Linked DNA regions of Mus musculus: region 2 is linked to region 1. A link is a loop called in an ENCODE intact Hi-C map of the cell type or tissue named here. Cell type or tissue: heart. All regions are shown on one strand. Links, peaks and the distances in the headings refer to the core of each region. The heading gives the core; the rest is flanking DNA.

Region 1 (12,564 bases), core at 2,453-10,452:
GCTATGAACATAGTGGAGCATGTGTCCTTCTTACCAGTTGGAACATCTTCTGGCTATATGCCCAGGAGAGGTATTGAGGGATCCTCAGGTAGTACTATGTCTAATTTTCTGAGGAACCGCCAGACTGATTTCCAGAGTGGTTGTACAAGCTTGCAATCCCACCAACAGTGGAGGAGTGTTCCTCTTTCTCCACATTCTCGCCAGCATCTGCTGTCACCTGAATTTTTGATCTTAGCCATTCTGACTGGTGTGAGGTGGAATCTCAGGGTTGTTTTGATTTGCATTTCCCTGATGATTAAGGATGCTGAACATTTTTTCAGGTGCTTCTCAGCCATTCTGTATTCCTCAGGTGAGAATTCTTTGTTTACCTCTGAGGCCCATTTTTTAATGGGGTTATTTGATTTTCTGGAGTCCACCTTCTTGAGTTCTTTATATATATTGGATATTAGTCCCCTATCTGATTTAGAATAGGTAAAGATCCTTTCCCACACTGTTGGTGGCCTTTTTGTCTTATTGACAGTGTCTTTTGCCTTGCAGAAGCTTTGCAATTTTATGAGGTCCCATTTGTCGATTCTCGATCTTACAGCACAAGCCATTGCTGTTCTATTCAGGAATTTTTCCCCTGTACCCATATCTTCGAGGCTTTTCCCTACTTTCTCCTCTATAAGTTTCAGTGTCTCTGGCTTTATGTCAAGTTCCTTAATCCACTTAAATTTGACCTTAGTAAAAGGAGATAGGAATGGATCAATTCACATTCTTCTACATGATAACCGCCAGTTGTGCCAGCACCAAGATGCTGTCTTTTTTCTACTGGATAGTTTTTGCTCCCTTGTCAAATATCAAGTGAGCATAGGTGTGTGGGTTCATTTCTGGGTCTTAAGACTTCCTGGCAACTTGTAGAATTAATTCATAACGCGGTCAAGGAATAGCTATCAAGGTATAAATAAATTCTCAAGAGAATATAAAATTCTTTAAAAGCCCAGATATGAAAGTTTTCTGTACTGTAAGGATTCAAAACTGAGATTAAAGTATATTTTAAACATTTTGCTTGCCTATTGATCTAACAATCGAGCTCCAATATCAGCAGAGTTCTATTCATTATTTTATTGGCCAGAGTAGGAGTGACATTTGGCATAGTCACTGAGGGACAGGGATCTGCAGCTGCTGTGATCATGGCCATAAGCCACTAACTAACCAGTCACTAGGGGAATAGTATCATGGGCTTATGCTTTGGTGCTTTTTCTAGATTCAGTTTCCCTTTCTTCCTTAGTATTCAGACACTGTATGGCCTGCCATGATTAGAGCTCTAACAGACAGAATCCTGTCATCAGAAAGTGACAGTCTAGAAGGAGAAAGTCCTAGGAATGAGATAAAGGCAGAAGACTCCTGATCCACAGTGGCCAGGAGACGGCTACAGTGGCACTTGACTAGTGGAAAATATACTCTCACCTTGCTTAAATGGCTACAATTCTATGCCCAGTGCAGCTGATACAGTTATTAAAGGATTCTTTGTTGTGAATTTAATGGAATATATAACCATCAATTATGAAAACAAGAAAGTTAAAATGCAAACACTACCAGAAGTCTGTTTTAAATAATTGAACCCACAGTGAAGATTGTAATCGTCTGAGAGTATTTTTTTTTTTTTTTTTTGAGACAGGGTTTCTCTGTGTAGCCCTGGCTGTCCTGGAACTCACTCTGTAGACCAGGCTGGCCTTGAACTCAGAAATCTGCCTGCCTCTGCCTCCCAAGTGCTGGGATTAAAGGCGTGTGCCATCACCACTCGGCTTTCTGAGAGTATTTTGCGGTGAAGGTTTGGATGTTTGAGGTGGAAGTTTGGTCATTTCAAATGTAAAGAGTTTGAAGGAACAGGAGAAGCTAAAAACAGCAAGAGAAGAGGTAAAAGCTAGTTATATTTCTACAACATTTTAATCTTGACGATGTCCTTCTGAATCCAGAAAGCTAACTGTGGGATTTAGGGCCAGGTCTGCCTTGAGTCCAAATGAAGCAAGGGAGCAAATAATTGTTTGTATGAGGGCAATCACAGCAGAGAGCCTGAAAGTATCATCAATATTAGGTTGCTAGTGTACTCAGAGCTGGCCTACTAGGGCTTGGTTTCTAATATCCATCACCTTAAACCAACTCTTTACAATTTCTTAAAATATATCAATTTTGTCTTCACTTAAGGTAGAAACTGAGGTGCCTGCGATTAAGTACCCTCTTCAAGTATGCAGATATGGGGCGCATGTATTGTAACAGGATGACCTGTTTTTTCTTGGGTTGAGAGGTTTCCTGTGATGCAAAACTTTCAACTCTAAACTCTGGAGAATGCCTGATAAGCCAGAATAGATGCTTACCCGGTGCTGACTGTAAAGCTCTGTTATACTAACTTTAAGTTCATGGAGCTCTGACAGACTACCCAGTAGGGCTCAGCAGAGCTGGTTCTGGTCAGGCTGGAAACCTGGATGTAGGCCCTGGAATCAGATGAGCAGGACCATGTGGATAGAACTCAAGCCTTTGCTGTCTTCTGATTCTAAGCCACAAAATCTCTTCAGCCAACATCCTCAGAGAACTTTGTCCTGTTTAGCGAGCAGAGCTGTTATCCTCTAAGGGGTAGTTTCGTGGACTTTGTCCACTTGTGTAAATACCATTTTTTTCTGGCTGAAATTTGCTCCTAATTATTCTCTACATTTTAGGGACTAGGCAGGTCTATTTAATCTAGTATAATATAGTATAATCACTTTATAATATGATTTTGTAAAAGTATAAAGGTATAAACTTAATGAATCATTGCCTGAGTCTTTGCCTTTCCTGTCTTAGCTTGCCACCTAAAATGCTGACAACACAGTATATTGTAGGCTTCCTCCCAATTAAAGCTACCCAAATAGTGGCCATCTTGGTTAGAGAATCCCTGAGTGAAATTTCTCCATAGGGAATTGTGGAAAGCTGTGCCGCGAGCAATCGCCATTATAAGATGGTGCTGGCTTCCGCTGTGCCTAACTAGTAAACAAGCCTTATGCGCAAGTGTGAGAGTGAACTCACGCCTAGTCACTGCCCATCTCAGGGCGTAGTAATGAGGTGATGGGCGAGCAACAAATCAGGAGCTGACACGTCACATCAGGTGCTGAAACGCCACACAGAGGGCTATATAAGCAGCACCATTTTCCGGGGTCTGGGTCTTCCCTCCTTAAGAAGCAATAAAGCTTGCCTCAGAAGAATCCGGTTGTCCGAGTGTGTTCTTGCCGGGGAGAACGATAGCTCAGGACAGGGAATGTACAAACTTCCTTAAAGTCATAGTCCTGGTGTGTGTGTGTGTGTGTGTGTGTGTGTGTGTGTGTGTGTAGAGGATAGGTAGTTTGTAGTAGATTCCCAGAAAGGCTGTGGTCTAAAGGTTAATGCCACATTATTATAAGTCAAGTTGGAAGGATTTACTTTTAAAGGCATCTTTGTTCTAAAAAGTGATTCACGGTGGTAACCTACCTCAGTGAATTAACCTATGATTCAACTTTTGTCCTAAGTGTGTCAGAGTGATAAGACAGACTCTGATGAGAAGTTTTATCAAAGCAGTGCCAAGGAAGTATACCTATAGCTCTAGCTGATAGGGGGCCACACTCTGGGGTGTGCTAACACTGAAGCCCTCACACCCGGAGAACAGAATCATGTGGTCTACAGCAGAATTACAAAGGCTGCATCTTTCTTAGGGTCAGAACTCTGTTTTTGGATGATTTGATTTAAATTTTTCACGTTATCTTACACAGTGTAACTTTTCTCATAAATAATTAAGTTATACTTCCTAATATTGTATTTTAATATTTAAAAGCTCATGTATTGGGGCCAGAACTGTATTCACATGTATGCTCATATTCCATTGTACACTTAGTAGATACATGATTTTGAAGTGATTTGGCCTCCTATGCTGCTATTTACTTATGTATAAAGAAGAACCTCGCTGGAGAGTGGTGGCACATGCCTTTAATCTCAGCACTTGGGAGGCAGAGGCAGGCAGATTTCTGAGTTCAAGGCCAGCCTGGTCTACATAGTGAGTTCCAGGACAGCCAGGGCTACACAGAGAAACTCTGTCTCGAAAAAAACAAAAGAAGAAGAAGGAGGAGGAGGAGGAGGAGGAGGAGGAGGAGGAAGGGGAAGGGGAAGGGGAAGGGGAAGGGGAAGGAGGAGGAGGAGGAGGAGGAGGAAGGGGAAGGGGAAGGGGAAGGGGAAGGGGAAGGGGAAGGGGAAGGGGAAGGGGAAGGGGAAGGGGAAGGGGAAGGGGAAGGGGAAGGGGAAGGGGAAGGGGAAGGGGAAGGGGAAGGGGAAGGAAGGGGAAGGAGAAGGAGAAGGAGAAGGAGAAGGAGAAGGAGAAGGAGAAGGAGAAGGAGAAGGAGAAGGAGAAGGAGAAGAAGAAGAAGAAGAAGAAGAAGAAGAAGAAGAAGAAGAAGAAGAAGAAGAAGAAGAAGAAGAAGAAGAAGAAGAAGAATCATCTCACAGAACAGTAGTGAGGATTAAGTATACTGATATACTCAAGTTGACCAGAAACAGAGTTCAAGCTCCATTAACACTGATGGATCCTCTGGCTTTGAGAGATGGTGATAATACAAGAGGTCAGAGATCCTACCCCTGGAAACTTCCTCTGTCTGTCTCTTTCAGAGGACTTTGTAATGTAGGCAGAACTAGGGAGGAGATCTCCTAAGACATGAGTCAATGGAAAATAACTTATAGGCTAAGAAGAACATCTTCTGGAGATACAGGTGAAGATGAAACACCTGGACACTGAGGAGTGAACCCTGACACTTGTCCTGATGGAGGGCAGTGAAATACAGTGGTACGTACCCTAATTTTCCTAAAACACATAATAGCAGGTAACCTTTAAACAATAAGACTGCTACTCATATTATGGTTCTTTATTCAGAGCTATACTCTTTTTCAGGCTCCTCAACCTCAAGGGCCTGTCTCCCTGAGTCCCAAACACTGGAGCTAGATGAACTCACCCTCAGCATTAGTAATCATGGTCTGTGCTACACTTTTCTGTTCCACTGTTTCCACACCACTGCTTTGGGAAAAACTGCTCTACACTGTGCTAGTACTCTTTCAGAGACAGCCTTGGGGTGTACACATCAGTACAAAAGACATAGTTTAGGATAAGGGCTAAATGTCGCCAAGTACACCAAAGTTCAGTGCTGGAGCCTCCTCATACACAGGCTTATGCTGGAGACTAGTCCCAAACAGCACAGGGAACTCATTAGCCATGTTACTGCTACTGGAGTGTTATCACCTTACCTGAGGATAAGAAAGAGTAAGTAGTGATGCGTTTCTTTTTATGATTAAAATCCACACTATCAAAATTACGATTAAAAGAAAAACTGAGAAGTAGGACAATGTGGTGCCGCTGGGGAAACCCATTCTGGGCTCTGGAACAAAATTATGGTCCTTTGCATCAGGATTGGTTTCCTGAATCTGGGAGCAAGGCTACTGGGGCTCTGGGGTGTATCTAATAGTCCCCTGAAAGAAGTTTCTGTGTCTCAAATTCTGGACAGGACTGCTGGGCTCTGGGGTGAGCTGATGATGGGTATCTTGAGTCTTAACTCCTAACCCTACCTCTAACCCTGAATTTGTGACTGGGTTGCTGGGCTCTGGGGAAAGTTGACAGTCCTCTCCATCAAACTTGGCTGTCTGAATCTAGGATAGGACTGCAGTTTTCTTTTCTTGAGCAGCACTCCTGACCCCACAATGAACGGCTTGTTTCCAATTCTTGTCTCCAGCCAAATGTTTCATATTGTACCTCCCTTTCATGGCTAAGCATCTAGGTTATAATCACCGTGATAAGAAAGAAAGAAAGCCATGGGAATCTCACTTTCCCCTTTCCTTTTCAAGTCTCCAGACAAGGTTTCTGGGGCAACCTTTAACTAGTTCTGTGGCAGCTGGATGCTTCTAATGAAAATTTGCTGTCAACAAAAGTGCTTTTGTGGGCAGGACTACCGGGGACAGCAAGAAAGAGTGTGGGGCCCTGAGTTCTATCCCAGGCTTAACCTAGCAAGTCAGTCATCTGCCAATAGCCAACCACAAAGCAGCATCCAAAGAGCAGCAGGAAGTCATTGGGGATAAAAATAAAGAACTTCTGCTGCCACCTGGTGGAATTTCCCCGATCAATCTGCTGCTGCTCCTGCTCGGGCTGCTGCTACTCTTTCACCTCCTTGTGCTTCTTCCTCTTCCTCCTTCTAACCCCTCCTTCTTTCTCCTCTACACTTAAAAAATTGTTTCTAATTTTTTGAGATGATAGAATAATGGCATCATTTCTCTTGCTTTTCTTTCTTCCACCTCCCCATCCTTGTTCTCTTTGAAATTTATGGTCTCTTTTGCTTAACTGTTGTTGAGGTGTGTGCATGGGTGGTGTGTGTGTGTGTGTGTGTGTGTGTGTGTGTGTGTGTTCCTAAATACAAAATAACAGTCTACTGAGTCTCAGTCCATATAGGGTTACTTGTATGTATACCTTCAGTGTTGATCATTAGGATTTGGAGAACCAATAGTTAAGCTCTGTAGTTCTTTGTTTGGGGGTGAGAGGCCTGAAGTTTCTCCTTATACATTAGCATGTTTACTGTTGTTTTTTGTCTTTTTTTAAAAAAGATTTTTAATTTATTAATTATATGTAACTATACTGTTGCTGTCTTCAGATTCTCCAGAAGAGGGTGTCAGATCTCATTAAAGATGGTTGTAAGCCACCATGTGGTTGCTGAGAATTGAACTCAGGACCTCTGGAAGAGCAGTCAGTGTTCTTAACCTCTGAGCCATCTCTCCAGACCCTGTTGTTTTCTTCTTTGATGAAGATTATTTCTCCCATTCCCTAGTTGCCTGTAGTTCTTTGTTTGGGGCTGAGAAACCTCAGGCTTCTCCTTATACATTCCCATGTCTACTGTTGTTTTCATCATGTTTAGGTCATGTGTAGGCAGCCATTTTGGTGGGACACCGTTAGTGTACCTTCTCTGCTTATTAGAATGGTTCTTGAAGTGAGTTCATAGACCCTGCCACATCTGTTTTACTTCACTTCCCACCAGTGACTATTAGTAATTTTGTACCTTTGTCTCATTAATTATCAAATAATCAGCCGGTAGGGTTGTGATTTATATATAACATCTAAATAAGAAAGCACACTATTAAATAATGAAAAGTGGATAGTATCAAATCTAATAAAAAGTATGAAATTACGTAAAAAAGTTTAGAAATTGCTAGAGACATATTTCAGAATCTCCAAATGCCTTCAAACACCACCCCAGACCTATGAGATTAAGTTGTACATTTTAATAGAGTTCCTTGAGTTTATATAGAGACATAAAATTTGGGAAAAAGTGTTTTTAGTGTTTTTTTATCAGAGAGAGAAACGCTATTACTGCCATTTATTTGTACTTTAGTCGGTTTCACTGAAAAATGTTGCCATTAAAGAAAACCACCAAAAACAAAGTATAAACTGGACTGTAAGAGCACTGGATTTTCAAACCACTCACTTTGTGTCTCATAGTTCTCAGAAGCCTCTGATGACAGAAAAGTAACTCACATTACACAAACCTGCCTCCCATCCCAGTTTTGAGGTTTGAACAAAGAGCCTACACTGGGCTACATCCTGAGACCTTCTGAACCTTGGTTTAATTATAATATAGACACAATAATAGGCTATGGCTAACTCATAAGACTGAAAGGATTTCAAGATAAAATGTAGAAAGCATAGTGATAAATATGCAAGGTGCCTGGCAATAGGTCAAGCCATTATGAAGATGCAATTATGAAGAAAGTACAAAATTTCATTGAAAGCCATTTGAGAACACCTAAACAAAGGGAGAGATAAAATCATGTCCAAGGATAAGAAAAAAATCAATATTGCAAAGCTATTATTCATCTTCAAATTAATTTCTCTAGTGCAGTTCAAATTAAAACCTCAGTTGAGTTTTTTGACCCTGACAAGCTTATTTTTAATATTTGAATGAAGGAAAGAGCTGAGACTAGCTTATACAATTATGAAAGAGAAGAACAAGATGGGGTATGTCACTCACCAGGGATCAAGATGAACTATAAAATTGTATTAGGTAAGGCAGTGTTGTATTGTACAGGGTAGAAACTGACTAGTAAACAGAATAGAGTACAGAAGAATGCCTTGAGAAGGTGATGTATGATAGTAATGGCATTATAAATACACAGAATAATGCTTGGGATAATTGTGACAAGATCCTACAATGACTGGCTACCCACAGTAAAATAACCACAGATACAATGTATAGGTTTCGTATCCCAATTTAAGGAAGATCATAATAAAACCAGGCACATCTACATTTTAGTGGTGCAGCCATTATGAAGTTGTTGTGCTCTTGGGAATAACTCCTTATGCTTGCTCATGCCAGGAGCTCTAATTAAACTCAGTTGTTCACAAAAATAAAAGAAAACAAACAAAATCATTCAAGTTAGAGGGGAGCTTATTGGGAAGAGTCTGTTCAGCCAGATGGGGTTAGGGATGAGAGAGAGAGCAATAGAAGTTGAAAATGACCAGAATGTATTAAATACATTTATAAAATCATCAAAGAAGAAAAATGTTTCTAGAATCATATAAGGAACTGCTACTTTGTGAGTGTCTGTGTAACTCCTACTCCAGTTCATTTTTATTTTTACTTTTGTTATAGTTTATTTTTAATGTGCTACAAAGGGCTCTACAAGATTGGTCCCAAAAATGATATAAGGAACTTTATATTGAATATTTTTTTAGGTAATTCTGAATTTCTCCTGTTGCAGCTCTATGTGGGTCTTACAAAAGCTTTTTGAAAGCACAGCTGTACTAGTAGATATATAATCATTAAAAAAAAACCAACAACAACAATTTGTACCAATTCACAATTAGATAAAATAGTAAAATCAGAGTCCCAAACAATGTTAATGAAGAGCTAGCGATGAAAGTCCTGTAAACAACATTTCTTATTAATAAAATATACGCTTTACTTCATGGGAAAGTAGGTCTCTTTGGGGCCCTCTGACAACACTATTTTCTCACTGTCAGGGTACACAGCTGTATGCCTCCAAGCACGAGATACTCTAGCTGTGCTTATTCTCCTGCTGCTCTAGCTAAAGATGAAGTGAGTGATCCTACCAATTTCTTCTTCATGGAAGAAGAGATTTTTCTACTTACATTTAAAATAATGAAGCTGGAGTATTTCTTAAAACACAGGGAAAAAAGCAAGGAATATTGGAAAGTGTGAACATTTTAGAAGAACACAAAAGCCAGATTCAAGTTCTGACTCTGTCCATCATTATCCATGAGTGTTGGAAAACTAATGTCTCTCTGTACTTATTCGTCTCTTAAAGGTATAAAGTGGGCATTCTAAAGCTTGTTGTACAGCACATGGAGATAGTCCATGAAAGGTAAGCATCAGTATGCCTGTGAGAATGACAGGAAACTAGGACATTTAATCAAAGGGTATACAGTCCATCTGAATGTTTGCTTGGGATTAGAGACTCTGTGTATCCAGAATTTTAATGACATTTCTCAGATTTCTGCATCACAGTGACATCACATCACTTGTCCCTGGATAGTGAAATATCTTCTCTCTGCTCCTTTCTTCTCATGGTACAATGTGATAAGCTCTCTGCACCTTAGATTTTTTCCTCATCTTTTATTGGTTATTTTGTTTATTTACATTTCAAATGTTTTCCCTCCACAAGCTTCCTATTCTTTCCAACCTCCCCCTGCCTCTATGATGGTGCTCCCGCATCTGCTCATCCACTCCTGCCTCAGCGCCCTAGCATTTCGCCATTCTGGGTCATCAAGCCTCCACAAGACCAAGGGGCTCCCCTCCCATTGATGCCAGATAAGGCAATCCTCTGCTACACATCAAGCTGGAGCCTTCCTCCGTGTACTCTTTGGTTGGCGGTTTAGTCCTTCGGAGCTTTTGGGGGGTCTGATTGGTTGTTATTGTTTTTTCTACAGGATTGTAAACTCCTTCAGCTCCTACAGTCCTTGCCCTTACTTCTCCCTTGGGGTCCCCATGCTCAGTCTTGGCTGTATACATCTGCATCTGTATTGGTACAGGACCCACATCTTATTTATTATCTCATTCTACATGTGATAAAATTAAATTTAAATAATGAAAACCAAGTTATTACAGTAGAGTGTGGCCATTATAAGTATTTAGCTTCAATCTGTCTTTTTCTTAATGCATAGCATTTTACAAGTGTTCAATAAATATTAATCAGGTCAGTAAGTGAATAAGTAGAGGAAAATGTTGAAAAGAAATGCATGGCATCTGAAGTAATGCTTAATATTGTGCTTTTAAATATTATTACTACTCACAATTTTATCCACTATTGAATCCATTTTCAGTAAGGATGAATATTACTTTTTACATTAAAAGCAATCAAATATAAAATCATCTCTAACACAGCTAAGAACCAATGAGACCAAACATACACACACACACACACACACACACACACACACACACACACACACACATGATCTACTGTAATATGTAAAAAAGAGGCATTTTTCAATAACAAAAACTTAGCATGCAGATATTATTCTTTGGAGAGTAGCAAAATTTTCCTAGCAACATAATTGGCAAGGAAGCCAAACTTAATGTTTGCTAACACCAATAGTTGGTGGAGAAAATTACATTTAACTGTTAACTATATAAGAAGTCCAAACCATAATGAGACTGATAGGAGACAGAAACAGTGTGAGACATGGAAGCACAAGAGTGGTGGTGATGTCAGCATTGCACCGAAGATCTTGCAAGTCTCCATTGAGAACATACTTCAAAAACATAAGAAATGAATTTATAATTTTGAGTCAACGTGGAATGATCAAAAGAGGAACCAAATATGGAGAAAGTGGATGGTTTATATACGCTACTAAACGGGTCATTAGCTATGATCCTTCTCTTTTGCTAAAACATCCTGGACAGGGGACAACTCCATTTTTGAAATCTATTCTCTCTTTCTCTCTATCTCTCGTGTTCAAAGTCTAATTCTTTATCTTCTTCTTCTGGGAATTCTGCCAGAGAAGGGAGAGGAGGCACAGTGGTAGCTACTGATAGTTGCTCCCCTATGCCCTGCTTTTTAAAATTCCTCAATTCCTCCTCAACTTGTCTGATTCATTCATTTATATAGTTGCCATTCCTACTTCTAGGAATTAAGGACAACATAAATGGACTTGAGCTCAGAATTTTTCTAGCATCTGTTTTTTTGTTGTTGTTGTTTTGTTTTTTACTCTTTTTATTTTATTTTAAGCCCTATTCCTCCCACCTGGAGCAGCTCTTGGCTGTGAACAGATTCTCTTAACCCGTATTCCTCATGTCTTGAGGGTTTCCTTGAGACTCCTTAAAAAAATTCATGTTTAGTTAATGCTTGTCCCATAGTCTAGCCACTCTTCCTACCTTTCTTGGATCTGTCTCACAGTGCGGGTGACACTGCAGCGATCTCTATGCGGATCTTCACTCACTTCCTGATGAAGCGGTGGTCCAGTGAGAAGAGTGGTCTCTCTCAGACCCCAGACCCAGAGGCCACACGTTGGGCGCCAGCTTGTCCCGACCTGCCGACCTGCAGGGATAATCAGCTGGGACATAGGGCAGGGAAGAAAAGGAGGGACAAGGAAGAATGAGAGCAAGTCAATTTCCTGATCAAGCTCTGAAAAACTTTATTCAGACGTGGTAAGATAAGCATAAGCAAGAGGAGGCTCCAAGGGAGGGGGAGAGAGCTGTGGGGGCTCTCTGAAGGTCAGGTGGCAATGTTCAGCTTCTGGAACCAATGGTCACAGTGTCCTCTTTACCCACAAACATACTTTCTGTTATGACCATGAATGCTTTCTCAGGACTGTTTACGTAAGCTAGAAATTTTCCCCAAGGCCATGGTTGAGGCCATGGCTCCTCGCAGAGAACATACTTCAAAACCATAAGAAATGAGTTTATAATGTTGAATCAACATGGAATGGTCAACAGAGGAACCAAGTCTGGAAAAGTGGGTGGTTTATATATGCTACTAAAGGGGTCATTAGCTATGATTCACTTTTTACCTAGACAGCCATTAGGTAGGAATCATTAGGTGTTCATCTTGGTGACTTTCATTTTTCTGTACTTTAATATTTAAGACTTCTTGAAAAGGATACATTATTTCTATAGTAGAAATAGTGTTAAATGTATTTTCTTTCTTTCCTTCTAAAGCAGCAACTAATCTGGCCATTTGGGATATACATGTTGTTTCTTAGGACAGGCCAGAGTGGCTGGTCTGAGAAAGAATCCAATGAATGTACCCAGAGTGTCTTCAGAGTGCTTTTCAATTGGGTGGAGAAGAAAGAAACCTTATTTCTTCCTTAGTTGGAGCAGAGTGTGTAAGTTAAGAACTGTGAGCAGCCATGGTTCTAGCCAAATGGAAGAAAAACTTAATTCAACACCCAAAAAGCAATAGAGAGGGAAGCCAGTGACAGAAGTCCAGGTCCTAGAATCTCTATATATTCTTAAGTCTTCTCTAGATACCTAATCCAGAAAGTGCTTTGTCCCTTGATTTGTTTTTTCTGGATAATTTATTTTAATTTGGATTTCT
Region 2 (12,564 bases), core at 2,407-10,406, 110 kb before region 1:
AAAATTTCCCCAGTAGACTTCTAAAAAAGAAAATACAATATGACAAACAGAACTAAAGTTTTCTTTTTACAGTTAAGATGCTTTCTTGCAAAGTTTTTCTGAATAGGACTGAAATCAATACCTCTTTCTCACTTTGCTTTCCAGTTGGAGAACTACAGGTGAAATCAGATGACAAGGCATCTATAGCCTGGTCAGTCCCCATAGGTTTCTAGAGAAAAGAGCACAGGGTAACACCTGAGAGTCCAGCAAAAAACCACTCTCTTCATTCCTTAGATACCAAATGAGAAATGCTACTGAGATAAGTCCTGTTTGGAAAGGGTGGGTTCTTTTCCTCCTTTTCCTTCTTCCAAAGGAGTTACATGTGGTTATATGTGCTCATACTAATAATAATTATTAGTATTTACTATATCCTTCTATCCTATTATCTCCACCTCCATATTATATATGGCCAAGGACAGAGAAATAGGCCCATGCCTTCTACTATGCTTTCATAGGATTCTTTTCATTTGCGTTTTAGAGATTAGAGATTGAATCCAGAGCCTCATGCACACTAGGCAAGTAAGTAGTTTGCCACCCAGATATCTGAGATATATCCCCGGTTTACTTTTTAATTTGAGAAAGGGTATAAATTATCCAGACTGGCCTTAAACTCAGCTTTCTACATAACTGGATTACAGGACTGTTCCACCAAACCCAGTTTGGTACTGGTAGTTCTATGTCCCCAAACAAAGAACAGTGTTGATACAGATCTTAAAAGACATGTATACAAACTCACAGGAGAGTCTGGAAGAGGTTGTGTGATCCCTTCATTTTTCTGAAACAAAAATGGAAGAAATTAAGAAGGAAAGATTAATTCTTCTGATTTGACAAAATGTATTCTCAGTCATTCATGAGCTAAATTGTGTATTCTCGCACTCACATGCTGAAGTCATGAAGAACCCTAGAATGGTAATTTATATGAATATAGGGCCTCTATGTAAGGAATTCATTAAAGCAAGGTCATTAGTGGGAATCCTTATATGGAACTAATATCCTTATGAAGAGAACACATTTCGTACCAGAGGAAAACCTAGAGGAAAGGAGATGTGAAAGGATCCAGGGAGAAGATACCCATCTACCAGCCTTGTCAACAGGCTAGAGAGCTACCCCTCTGAGCACTTGAAAGGAGCCAGCTGTTTCCACACCATAATTATGATTTCCATAAAAACCAGACAATACCTTTCTCTTAGTTAAACTATCAAGTCTGTAGTACATTGTCAGAGAAGTTCTAAAGGATAACACACAGAGGGTACTTCTCAATAATAACAACTGTATGTGCCCCACTGCATATTCTAAACTTTGATATTGTTACAGAATTGTCTTCCAAGAAGGAAATGGTAAAATAAAAATGAAAGATAACTTACTTCCAAAAGTTTCCTATACTCTGGAGGAATAGTCCCTTCTTTTATACCCAGTGCCTCAAGGTAGGTAGAATACATTGGGTCCTGGAAGAAAATCATACATAAAGACATATTATACAGTTAATCTAATGAGACTATTAAGTGAAGCCAAAGTACTATTCCAGTATTGATTTTTCTGTATCTATTGAGATGAAAATAAATCATTTAGAAGCTAAAATCTATCCTTAAAGTTCTACTTGCATACTAACAATTATTTAATTAGCTTTAGAGATAGCATCTGCACTTTAAGTCTATCATCTCTATCATTTTCTATTGAATTACCTTTTCTCAGTATTTTTTTATTTTTCATAAACTGTAGAAGTAAATGCTTTGTAACTTTAAAAAATATTTTCATTTATCCTGTGGTTTATTTTTAATACTGTGGTACATGTAATTTTATCACTGAATTCAAGCTGAAGAGGAGACTATATATATATGTGTGTATATATATATATTTTTTTTGTTGTTGTTGTTTTCAAGACAGGGTTTCTCTGTGTAGTCCTGGCTGTCCTGGAACTCACTTTGTAGACCAGGCTGGCCTCGAACTCAGAAATCCTCCTGCCTCTGCCTCCCAAGTGCTGAGATTAAAGGCGTGCACCACCACCACCCGGCTGAGAATATTTTAATATTTAAAAATATTGCAAATGTAGAAATGTATAAGCAAAATATATTATAACTTTGCATGTTTTCAAAAGCTATATAAATAGTATCATTTTGTTGCTCTTGTTTATTTTATTCAAAATCATGGCTTTGTAATAGATCCATGTAGATACATAAGTAAGCCATTTTCCTTTCAGAAAGCACTGAAAGCTCCCTATTTTCTATTGATCACATTCCTATTTTCTATTGATCACATTGGTCTCAAGTGTTCTGCCATATCCTTCGCTGTACACAGGGGCAAGATTTCCAAAGTCTCGCTGGTGGGGTTTGTGACTGAACGGAACACCTCTTTAGAACCTAATGCCTAAATTGACCTGTCAGATTCTTAAAGTTTTGGCAGTCTGGTTGAGCCAAAGGCACCACGCCATGCTTTATGCTATTTTCCTAATTCCCTGGTAGACCCTTACACTATTTGCTCATTGTGCAAGCAACTTTCTCTTAATTTTCTACTGAGTTGTCTTTGTCTCTGTTTTTCTATTTATTGTAAACTATAGAAACAACTTTAATGGCAACTGTTGAAAATGTTTTCATCTATGCTACAACATCTTTAACACCAGAAAAAAAATTACATTGTTCCTTGGAAATGAAGAATAGATTAACTTAGGATCATAAGGATCTAAAACTCAAAATAAGTTCAAGTCCACTGCGTCAAATCTAAAGGACAGAAAACTAGATGTTCTGACCGAGTCAGCTGTTCCAGTTTAGCATTGTCAGACATATTCTGAATCATAGCAACTGTGTAGTGTCACAAAGCAGACCATTTCCACCCTCACCCCCGAGTTTTTGTTTCTAATATCAATTCTGACATCATCCTGCGTCTACATAATCAACAGAACATGACATGCAGTCCTATGCTTGATACCATAGGTTTATTTGCTTTCCTCCCCATTAACAATGAATGCTGACTGTCATCCAACACATACCAAAACTACTGGTCCAGTATATGGTGGATCATCTCTGTTAGTATCTTCATGTCCACCTAAGGTGTCTATCAGGTCATCCAAGGCAGCATCCATGCCTGACTAGAAATAGAAGAGATAAGATATGTTATTTTGTAGATATATTTCCCGTGATTTGTAACTACTAAAATGTATCAAATACTGTAACTTTTCCAAGTTCAAAAATAGTTAAACTGTATTTCATTTTTAATATGAAGAAATTCTCAATTGGAAAAATAAAAAGCCACATTCAGGTAAAGATCACCATTTAAAAAAATTCCACATTATTAACTACAGCAACAAATGTAGTAGTTCACAAAAGCAACCAAACCACTGTACTGACAGTCAAGAGGAAAAAGACAAAAAAAATGCAAGGATTAGCCATGTGGCACTTGTTGCTTTTTAGTATCACCCATAGTTTCATTCTAGCAAAATCTGTAGACAGTACTTCCTTCAAAAAGAAGCTATTGTTTTTTTTTTTAATTCTTGTATTTTTCCATTCTTTAATGAACATTGTTGTTGTTCATTGACTTGCTCAAAGACAACCCTGAAGAGATATTATGTGAGGTCAACCCTAAAGACATATGAATTGCCAGTTTAGTTTGCCAACATATACTTAACATATTAATGAGAAGTTGCTGTCACCTTATTCTGTAGTTTTGGATAGCTCACTCGGAACAGGCTCCTAACATGGAAAACAGCCACTGTCTTCTCACCTTGGGCATCTTTTCTGCTGTTTCCAATAGCACAGACTCTGTATGTTCCTGACTTATGACCTGTACGGCACTTACTCCACACGTCAAAGTGTCACTGAATATGTCTGACGGTTTCCTTTAAGAATTACCACACTGTATATGCCCCAGTACAGGGGAACGCCAGGGCCAAAAAAAATGGGAATGGGTGGGTAGGGAAGTGGGTTGGGGAGGGTATGGGGGACTTTTGGGATAGCATTGGAAATGTAATTGAGGAAAATATGTAATAATAAAAAAAAAAGAATTACCACAATCCTACAATAGTTTTAGGATTTAGCGGATTACTGATAGGTGTAACAGAAACTAGGGCACATTTGCTTTGGCTACTCTTCCCCTTCTTATTATTATTGTGGTTTCTTGTGGAAGAGGGGATAGATTTTTTTTTAAAGTACCTTATATTCTTTACCAATAGAGAGGTAATACAGAATACTTAGACAACCCTTGATGTCCCCACTCTAAAACCAAGAGACTTGCCAAGCCTCAAGAAACCTTGCACGTTGCTAACAAACACATATTTCCAGAAGAGAAGCTATAACTGAACTTGGTATAATAAAACTAGAATTTTCAAAATAGAGGCTCGTACCATAAAATGGTACGAATACAGAGTGATGGCCACACTGTCAACTCAGTCATAACTTTTTAAATTTTAAGTCATTACATTTTTCCTTTAAAACAACGAGAAATCAGGCTGAGACAGGCAACAGGAGATAAATGTTTGATGATGAAGTGCCTTTTGGCTCCATACCTTGTCAGATGGCTTGCTCGGTGTGGACTGCACAGGTGAAGCTGGTGTGAATGGTTTCTGTTCTTTTTTCTAGAGGGAGTTTAAAAGGACTTTAAAACTTTTCATACACCTTTATGAAACAGCATTATGACACACACATTCAAGATGAACTATTCATGTATTAATAGCCTAGATCATGTACTAGTCCCATGATCAACTGTGGACGGTAATGGCAAATGCTTCAAAACTACTACATACATTAAGCCTGTTTAGTGACAGGAAAGAGAAGCTTAGAGAGATCCGGCTCATGGAGGAAAATAAAGTGATAGATTGGTTTAAGTACATAATAAGTCCAAGGAAAGATATGAAGAAGGCAATTAAAATGTTGTTTGGTATATGGAAAAGATGGAGGTTGAAGAGAAGGGAGAAGAGGGGAGGGAAGGGAGGCAGAAGAGGCTAGGAAGGGAAAGATGGAGAGGAGAATAGGAAGGAAAGTAGTGGAGATGAGGTGACTCCCTGGGTTACAGAGGAAGGGATAAAACCCTGATCTGCACCAGGATTGCCTGGCCACCATACTTGTCCCGGGCCTTGAAAGCCTACAAGTTGTTTCTGAGGTAGCTTCTGTTCCCTGCGTCTTTGTTTCTGCTCACCAGGACAACTGTGTCACTTGCCTTGGTAGCTCATTGTTCTTTCCTTGATTCTTCTCATATATTTTCTCCTTTGGCTATAAATTACGGCAGTTCCTGCAGCTGCTAACTTTCCAACCTGCAACCGTCCTGCGTCTGTCCACACATAATCTCTGACGATGACCATGGGGAGCATCACTGTGTCACCTCTTATCTCCCACACTTGCCACAGCAAAGCAGCATTCAGATTCTGCCCTTGTCATGCCACCCTGTGCTTCTCTTCTTCTGCTTCCAGTAGCACGTACTCTGTATATTCCCGACTTATGATGGTGTTCTATGCCAAATCCTCTAGGGTCAGGGACTCTTGGCAGGAATTATATTGGTTAGGTTATTTCATTTAGGACCTTCCTGGGCCATGGATCATTTGCACATATCAACTCAGGCAGCAGATCTCAGCCTGCCTGAATCTGTATACCAGCCGTGACATACACAGGTGCTTCCGAATTATAAATTATAAATCACTTCCCCTGTCCCTTGTTTTCATAGTGATATGAGGACAATGATGGTACCTAGGGGTTGTGAAGGTTATGTTAATGTTTAATACTTAGTATGATGTAAGCACTTGCTATATAATTAAATACCAAATTAACAACTGCTATGACTTTGGTGCTAAGAACACGGTGCCAGGTACAAGCCAGAACCCCTTCCTAGAGAGTTAACTGCCCCCTTGTGTAGTTGTGTGCACACTCACAACTCTTCCCCCTCCCTCTTCCTGTCTCATCTTTTCCTTTCTCTCTATCTCCTCTATCTCCATTCCCTCCTCTCTCTCCCACTTCCTCCCTTTTTCAGTGCACCACACAATATATTAATTACTTTGCTACATGCCTTTTCTTAAGCCTGCCAAACATTTAAATTCAGTCTAGCCCTAATTAGGCATAGCCCATTCTTCATATATATCCTATAAGCTTCTGTTGATCTTTCAAAGTAACCAGAGGTCGAGCACAGTGCTGTAAATCTGCCACTCCACTTCTAAGCAGGCACTTGGTCTCAGTGCTGACCCTGTGCTTGGATCACAGAATGAGCCCCTCCAAAAGCCTGGCACTGTGGCATCTATCTTGTCTTGCTTCACTGTTATCAGCCTACTCATGCCATATTCTGAAGCCCCAGCACATTGTACATTTTCTTTACCTCTGCCCTACTCAGCCAACACCTTCTGAAAGCTGAATGTTTTGTCTCTGCTATAACTTTGAATAGCTCTCCTCTTTTCTTCTACTATAGCTCTAAGTTAGCCACATAATGGCTCACCAGCACCATCGAAACAGCCCTACGCCACCTCACCTTCCTGCCACTACCCACAAGCTCCTACAGCATTCTCCCCAGCAGCCTTAACCTGTCTTTCTAGTCTTACAGCCAGCAACCTCTGGACTCTGCTTTCTGACACTGGAATGTGCCTGTGATCAGACCTCATCTGAAACTGCTCAACATCTCAAAGTGTTTGCAAGCCTGGAATCCCAGCTGCCCTACATCAAAGGGGAGGTCGCTCAGCTCCGGCTCTCACTCCTGCTCCTGCTGCTGCTCCACTCCCGCTCCCTGTCTCTCTCACAGTCCTGTGAATCCCCTGCCTCAGATGGAATTTACCTTTTCTCATAAAATGTTTCTCTACACGGACACTTTCCTTAATCTGGCCAGCACATAGTACACTCAACTATAATGCTTCAAACCTGCCAAATCCTAAAATAAGTCAGGTTTGATTAGTCCTAATGAGATGGGTATAAATCACTAGTAAAGTAAAATAAAATAATTATGGAAAGTCCAGAATCAAGCCAATGAATAACAGAATTCCAGGTAACCTTTTGTCATGTGGATCATTTAGCTTTTACTGATAACATGGGCTAGTTAATTGCTAACCTCAAACCTCAGATTTTGAATATACTTTAAAAGTTTGTGTTATAACATATCTAGTTAAATCTATTTTTCAAAGTAGTTCATATAAATACACACTTGGTGTTTCCAGGCTGATGGTTAGGTCCTGAGATAACAGACAAGTAACCCATCACAAAACCCTTCCTTCACATGTGAGCATTTCTATGTAAAAAGTTTTTATGAATTTTGTTAAAATAATGTGTCTGGAATCCCAAGATCCAAGAAATCAGTATGTTTCAAGGGACTTTTACCTTTTTCTGCGACTTTCTGCACACTCCCAGACTGGCATCTGAAGCTCCTCCAGTGCGGGGTTTCTGGGACTGGGCAACACATCTAGAATCATGCTAGCAACTCACACCATTGCTGTGATTGTGACTTAATGTCAAGGTTGCTGTTGTGAGCATTCAAAGCTGAGCGTAATGCCTACTCAAGCACTCATGTAAGTTTTACGTTTTTGATTTCATACCTGTGAACCTGGACGGCAAGGCCTGAACCAACTTACATTTTAATTACTTTGGCATTGATATCAGGCCTTCGAAGCCAGTTGCCCAATAAGTATTTACTAGATATACACATTTCAAAATTATTTTAGTATTTTTCTCACTTTAAGTTCCCAAAACATGAGCTTTTTCACAAAAATACACACAAACTGTATCCATTGTTTCTGAATGTCGGGTTGTCCGATATGGGCTTCTTAGAACCAGAGCCTCATAAGCAGAGAAGTTCATGTTATGTCTGTATATGTATGCTCACCTTACCAACCACTTTGTCCAAGGCAGTGGCCACAGTCCCACCTCCAGCCACACTCTCTCCACCAGCTGAAGGAACATCTTGAAATTTTGTCTGAGAGCAGAGATAGAAGAGTGACAGGACTAAGTATCTTTGACTGTGGCCAAGATCATGAGTTTCCAAATGTCACCAACACCTGCTAGTTTGTTCTCATGAAATCACTGTGGAGAGAGTTTGCTAGCTTCCTCTGCATGTAATGCAAAGTTGTGCACAATATAGGGCAGATCTCAAGAGCCTACAGAGTCCATTTAGGTCACACAGATGTGAAAACACCATTATACCTGGCCAATGAGCTCAGTGTGCTGTGGCAAACTGGAGCCCACAAAGGAATTATAGACACTCCTCCCAACTGCTGTCATCTGAGCCCAGTTCTCCAGATAGTCTGACTTTTAAGAGAAGCTATGAATTGGGATTTTATGTGAAATGCCCTGACATGTTCTGCCAGCACCTAATTAAAAGATAATTTTAAGACAGATAAAAATAATTCCCAACAACATTGTAAGCCAAATAATGTGGTTATATTTAACTGCTGAATCACATATTGGTAAACTCTGATAACTATATTTTAAGTAGGCCTAGTTTTTATCTTCCAAATGTTCTCAATAAGAAGCTTCTCATACATTTCTTCTTCTAAGAGCAAAGCGTCTCTAGTTGTCTAATTACAGAGCCAGTTTCCGAGTTTGGATTTTCTATGTTCATGTCTTCTACAAGGTCATAATAATGCTTCAAGACTTCTGTGTAAAGAAGCAAAAGGCAGCAGGCATGCTGTAGTCCTAGTTGCTTTGAAGGCTGAGGCAGGAGAATTATTAGAGGCCATGGATTCGAGAATAGATGGAACACAGACACGCATGCATGCACACACACACACACACACACACACACACACACACACACACACACACACGGTGGTGGGAAAGAGCGACATACAGACAGATGAATGGACCCAGAGAGGCAGAGAATAAATATGAGTGAGAATGAGAGGCACCTGTAATAGTTCCCTGGCTGAAGTTTACAGGGGCCTAGAAAACCACCTCATTTCCAAGTTTTCTGCTTGGCAGACACCAGAGTCATGACTGGTCCCGATGGGCAGCATGAGAAGGCTGAACAGTGCACTTGCCAAAATCTACCTGCTAGCCTTCCTCAGGCACTCCATTATCCCATATTCTTACAGTGCTTCTTGCAAAACTAGTACAACAACAGCATTACATCATTACAATACCAAATGCATCCAGTGTAACCCCACAACTTCAGCTGTACACTTTGGGCCAATAGGGGCCACACTGAGAGTAAGTTGACATTAGTATCTTCATGTTTATCAAGCTCACCTTTGATTCTGATGGTTTCTCTGACACCATCTGTTCATTTGATCTGGAAAGTGCTTTTTCTTTATGAGCATGCTTGCTTCCTGTACTTGATGTGTGCTTCGGAAGATTTTTGGGCTGAAAGTGCATACATATATTATTAACATGATGGTGGTTGAAAACAGTTCAGATATGTTTCTCTACAGAATAAAAGCTGTGTATAACAGTTGTGTTTTTACAGTTTTGAACTGTGAAAATATCAATTAGTATGAGGTAAATGCCATTGTACTTTAGGTACAAAATCTGAACTACTGCAAGTCCTCCCAAAATCTTCATCAAGAATCACTGAAGACTCCAAGTGGTAGTAGATCCCAGAGGCAGAGACAGGCATATTTTTATGAGTTTGAGTGAAGTCTGGTCTACAGAGCTAGTACCCAAACAGTCAAGGCTAAACTGAAGAAACCCTGTCTTGAAAAAAAAACTAATCAAACAAAAACAAAATCACAAAACACTGCTGTTAACATACAATGGCACTGAGTCAGCTGAGGAAACAAGTCAGTCTCGTATCACAACAGATATTGCTACACAGGATCAAGTCCCAGCAATTATCACTCACCTCTGACCCTTCCTTTGGCCCTCCTTTTGACTTTTTCTCGTGAACCACAGGTTGCTGTTAATTTCAAAGAAGTAAAAGCTGAGTTACTGTATTAAAATCTACTATTCTTATAATCACAAACTGCCCCATGAATATGATCCCGACTAGACAATCTTGTCCTCAGGAGGAGCTCCATTGTGATCATCAGTAACCTGCCAGCAGATTCCATTGGTGGCCATTATCAGACACAGGGAAAACTGAGTCTTTTCTTTAGAAGGATGTCTTCAAAGACACACACTTGCTAAACTTCTGGCTGCGCTGCACATTCCCTCACAGTGATTAGTCAATGCCAGGCTATCCACAAGGCATCAAAAGCGTTACGTTTGCTGAGCAGTGACACTCCACATCCCACTTAATTGATTTTAAAGTCTTTTCCTGTAGGAGATGAAGTATGATCAGATCCCCAAAGATGCAATACTCTTGACATTTGGTAGATAAACCACAGCATTGATATGTGGCACAGAAGAAATTTTCACCTTATTTCTAAACGTTTCTCCATAGAATCAACTATGCCAAGGCTGCAGGCAGGGTCCCTTTTACAGAATCAGATAAGCCTTACCTTTCACCCCATGACTCCATCACTATCTGCACTTCCAATGTTTCCCTTTGTTCTGTGACCTACAGGAAACCTTACAGTCCCAAGTATTTGCTTCAACAGTTGAATTAATATAGTGTAAAGAAAAGATGTACTGAAAAGAAAGATGTGTTGCTCCTGGCACCCTAGAATCCACCTTTCTATGGAGGCAGGATGACTTTCAGACTGGATAGTCAAGGGTCATGGAAGCAAGAGGAGTTTGTCTCAGGGGAGAGGGCCTGAGTGACTCATATCATCTCCACCATCCCAGAGAAGACTGTCAAGATTAACCTGCCTGCTATTATCCAAAGATCTAGGGGCAGGTTCAACACACTTCTAGTGTTTCAAGGTACCTATAACTTGCACTGTTTTTTAAAATTATTAGTGTGTGAGTACACATGAATGCATTATGTGTGTGTATGCATGTGTGCCTATGTGCATGTATTGTCTATGGGTATGTTAGCATGTGCACTCGTGTATGCATGCACATGTGTATGTTCATGTGTGAGTACATATGTATACATGTACATGAATACATGTGTATGTTTGACTATCAGTCTATTTGTGTGTGTGCACATGCATATGTCACAGTGGTGTGGTAGGAGGAAAAGGCAAGTTTCAGTAATTGATTTTCTCCTATGATGTGGGTTCTGGGTTTGAAATCAGTCTTACTACAAAGCACCTTTACTCCCAGGCAATCTCCTCTGCTTGACTTTACCTCTTTTGTTCCTTTCTTTAAAAAATATTAATTATATATTATCTATATTTTGAATCTATATTTTGAATAAAATAACCTTTAAAATACTCTTTGTTTATAAAGTATTATATATTTTAACAATGTATGGATTTAATGTAAGTATTTTATATGTATTCTATGAGTTTATCTTCTACAGAATAGTCAAAGGTATTTAAATTAGCTGACAAATCCCTTTACCAATAAAGGAAACTATTCATTCATTATTATTTAAAAATGGTCAGAATAGTTTACTCATAGACTTAAACTACTTACCTCACTTGATTGTGGTTTCTTAGACTCTGTTTTCACAGCCTAAAGTGGGAGGGGGGATAATAATAAAATAGGGAAAGATAAGTTAAAAAGATAATATTGGAGATAGTTTACTAAGATTGTAATTTATTTTCTTCAACTAAGTGTTTGGTATTATTATCAATATAAAGTTTATGACTTAAGTTTATCACACACTTCAGATATTACTATTCATATGGCAGGTAATGCTGTGTGTATCAAGGACACATAAAGAGTTTTTACTAATAATACTGTAGTAAACATATAAACAACATAAAATGCAAGTTTTCCCCCTTCAAATCCAAGGGCTGTGTCCTTCCAAGTCACTGATATATAACATATATATCAATGAAATACTTATCATGGCCTGGGTACAAAGTGTGAAAGAATGAGGTAGTAGCAGAACAAAGGCATAGAGAACAGAGAAGTTATTTTTAGTGCCAGCATGTCCTTGATGGTTAAGCCTAGAGGAAGTCTGTAATGGAATCATGCTATTTCAGAAAATTGGAGGTTGGAATTATAGAATGTGCTGAGAGGCTGAAGTGACTAGTAAACAGAGCTGCCGGGCACAATGAACTACATCACCTGTTCTCTGGGTCTTTTCTGGTCAGGTCCTTCCAACTGTTTGTTTACTGGAATTGCCTAATAGAAGAGCATAGCCCCAAGAGTAACCGCATTTGTATCTGACAATCCACATAATGGGCCAAAATATTCAAATCAAGACTCATATTTCTGGCCTAACAAATATCATGCATAAGTATATAACTCCATGGGGATTTAGGCACATAAACACTAGAGTACCAAGCAAGTCTTTAATTTTGGATCTAAACTTTTTCATGAGGATTTCCATTTATAAAATTAATCTTTAAGACTTCTTTTTGTAAAAACTATTATAATCTTGTATTTCTATCTATATTTCCAATGTTTGACTATGACCCAACAAACAAACAAAAAAGTCACAAGTGTCATCATTATAAGCTTTCTGAAATTCCATTCATAGTTTTAAATACAATTTTGTAAATTATATGTTATATTCTTCCAGGTAGAATTGTATTCTAAAGTTCTAAGCATGTTTCTGAAGAAACTTTGTTTTACACAGCTTTAACCAGCTAAAGGTGACCTGTTCAAATATACAAACCGCAAAACCTCCATGAATACA

Evidence for each region. Peaks named below come from ENCODE experiments on the same cell type or tissue, not always from the same donor. Only the 100,000 strongest peaks of a DNase experiment are listed, where the experiment ranks them.
Region 2: a loop joins it to region 1, with 2.8 times the contacts of the local background. A loop is called at or near these places in 4 of 42 quality-filtered maps.

Annotation. Positions count from the first base shown.
Region 1 is chr13:74,848,436-74,860,999 of GRCm38, forward strand. No RefSeq gene overlaps it. Among named protein-coding and RNA genes, the nearest start is that of Cast, 47 kb to the left of the region's middle. In heart, for the core only: a CTCF peak has its summit at 6,133 (motif pointing left); a DNase peak (open chromatin) is centred at 6,066.
Region 2 is chr13:74,736,815-74,749,378 of GRCm38, forward strand. It overlaps Cast (calpastatin), which reads right to left. Exons shown (of 31, transcript NM_009817.4): 5 at 11,391-11,429; 6 at 9,769-9,822; 7 at 9,177-9,290; 8 at 7,816-7,905; 9 at 4,535-4,603; 10 at 3,023-3,121; 11 at 1,404-1,484; 12 at 776-814; 13 at 122-208; 14 at 1-20. Among named protein-coding and RNA genes, the nearest start is that of Cast, 65 kb to the right of the region's middle. In heart, for the core only: no CTCF peak of the experiment used is centred there; no DNase peak of the experiment used is centred there; H3K27ac peaks cover 2,103 bases.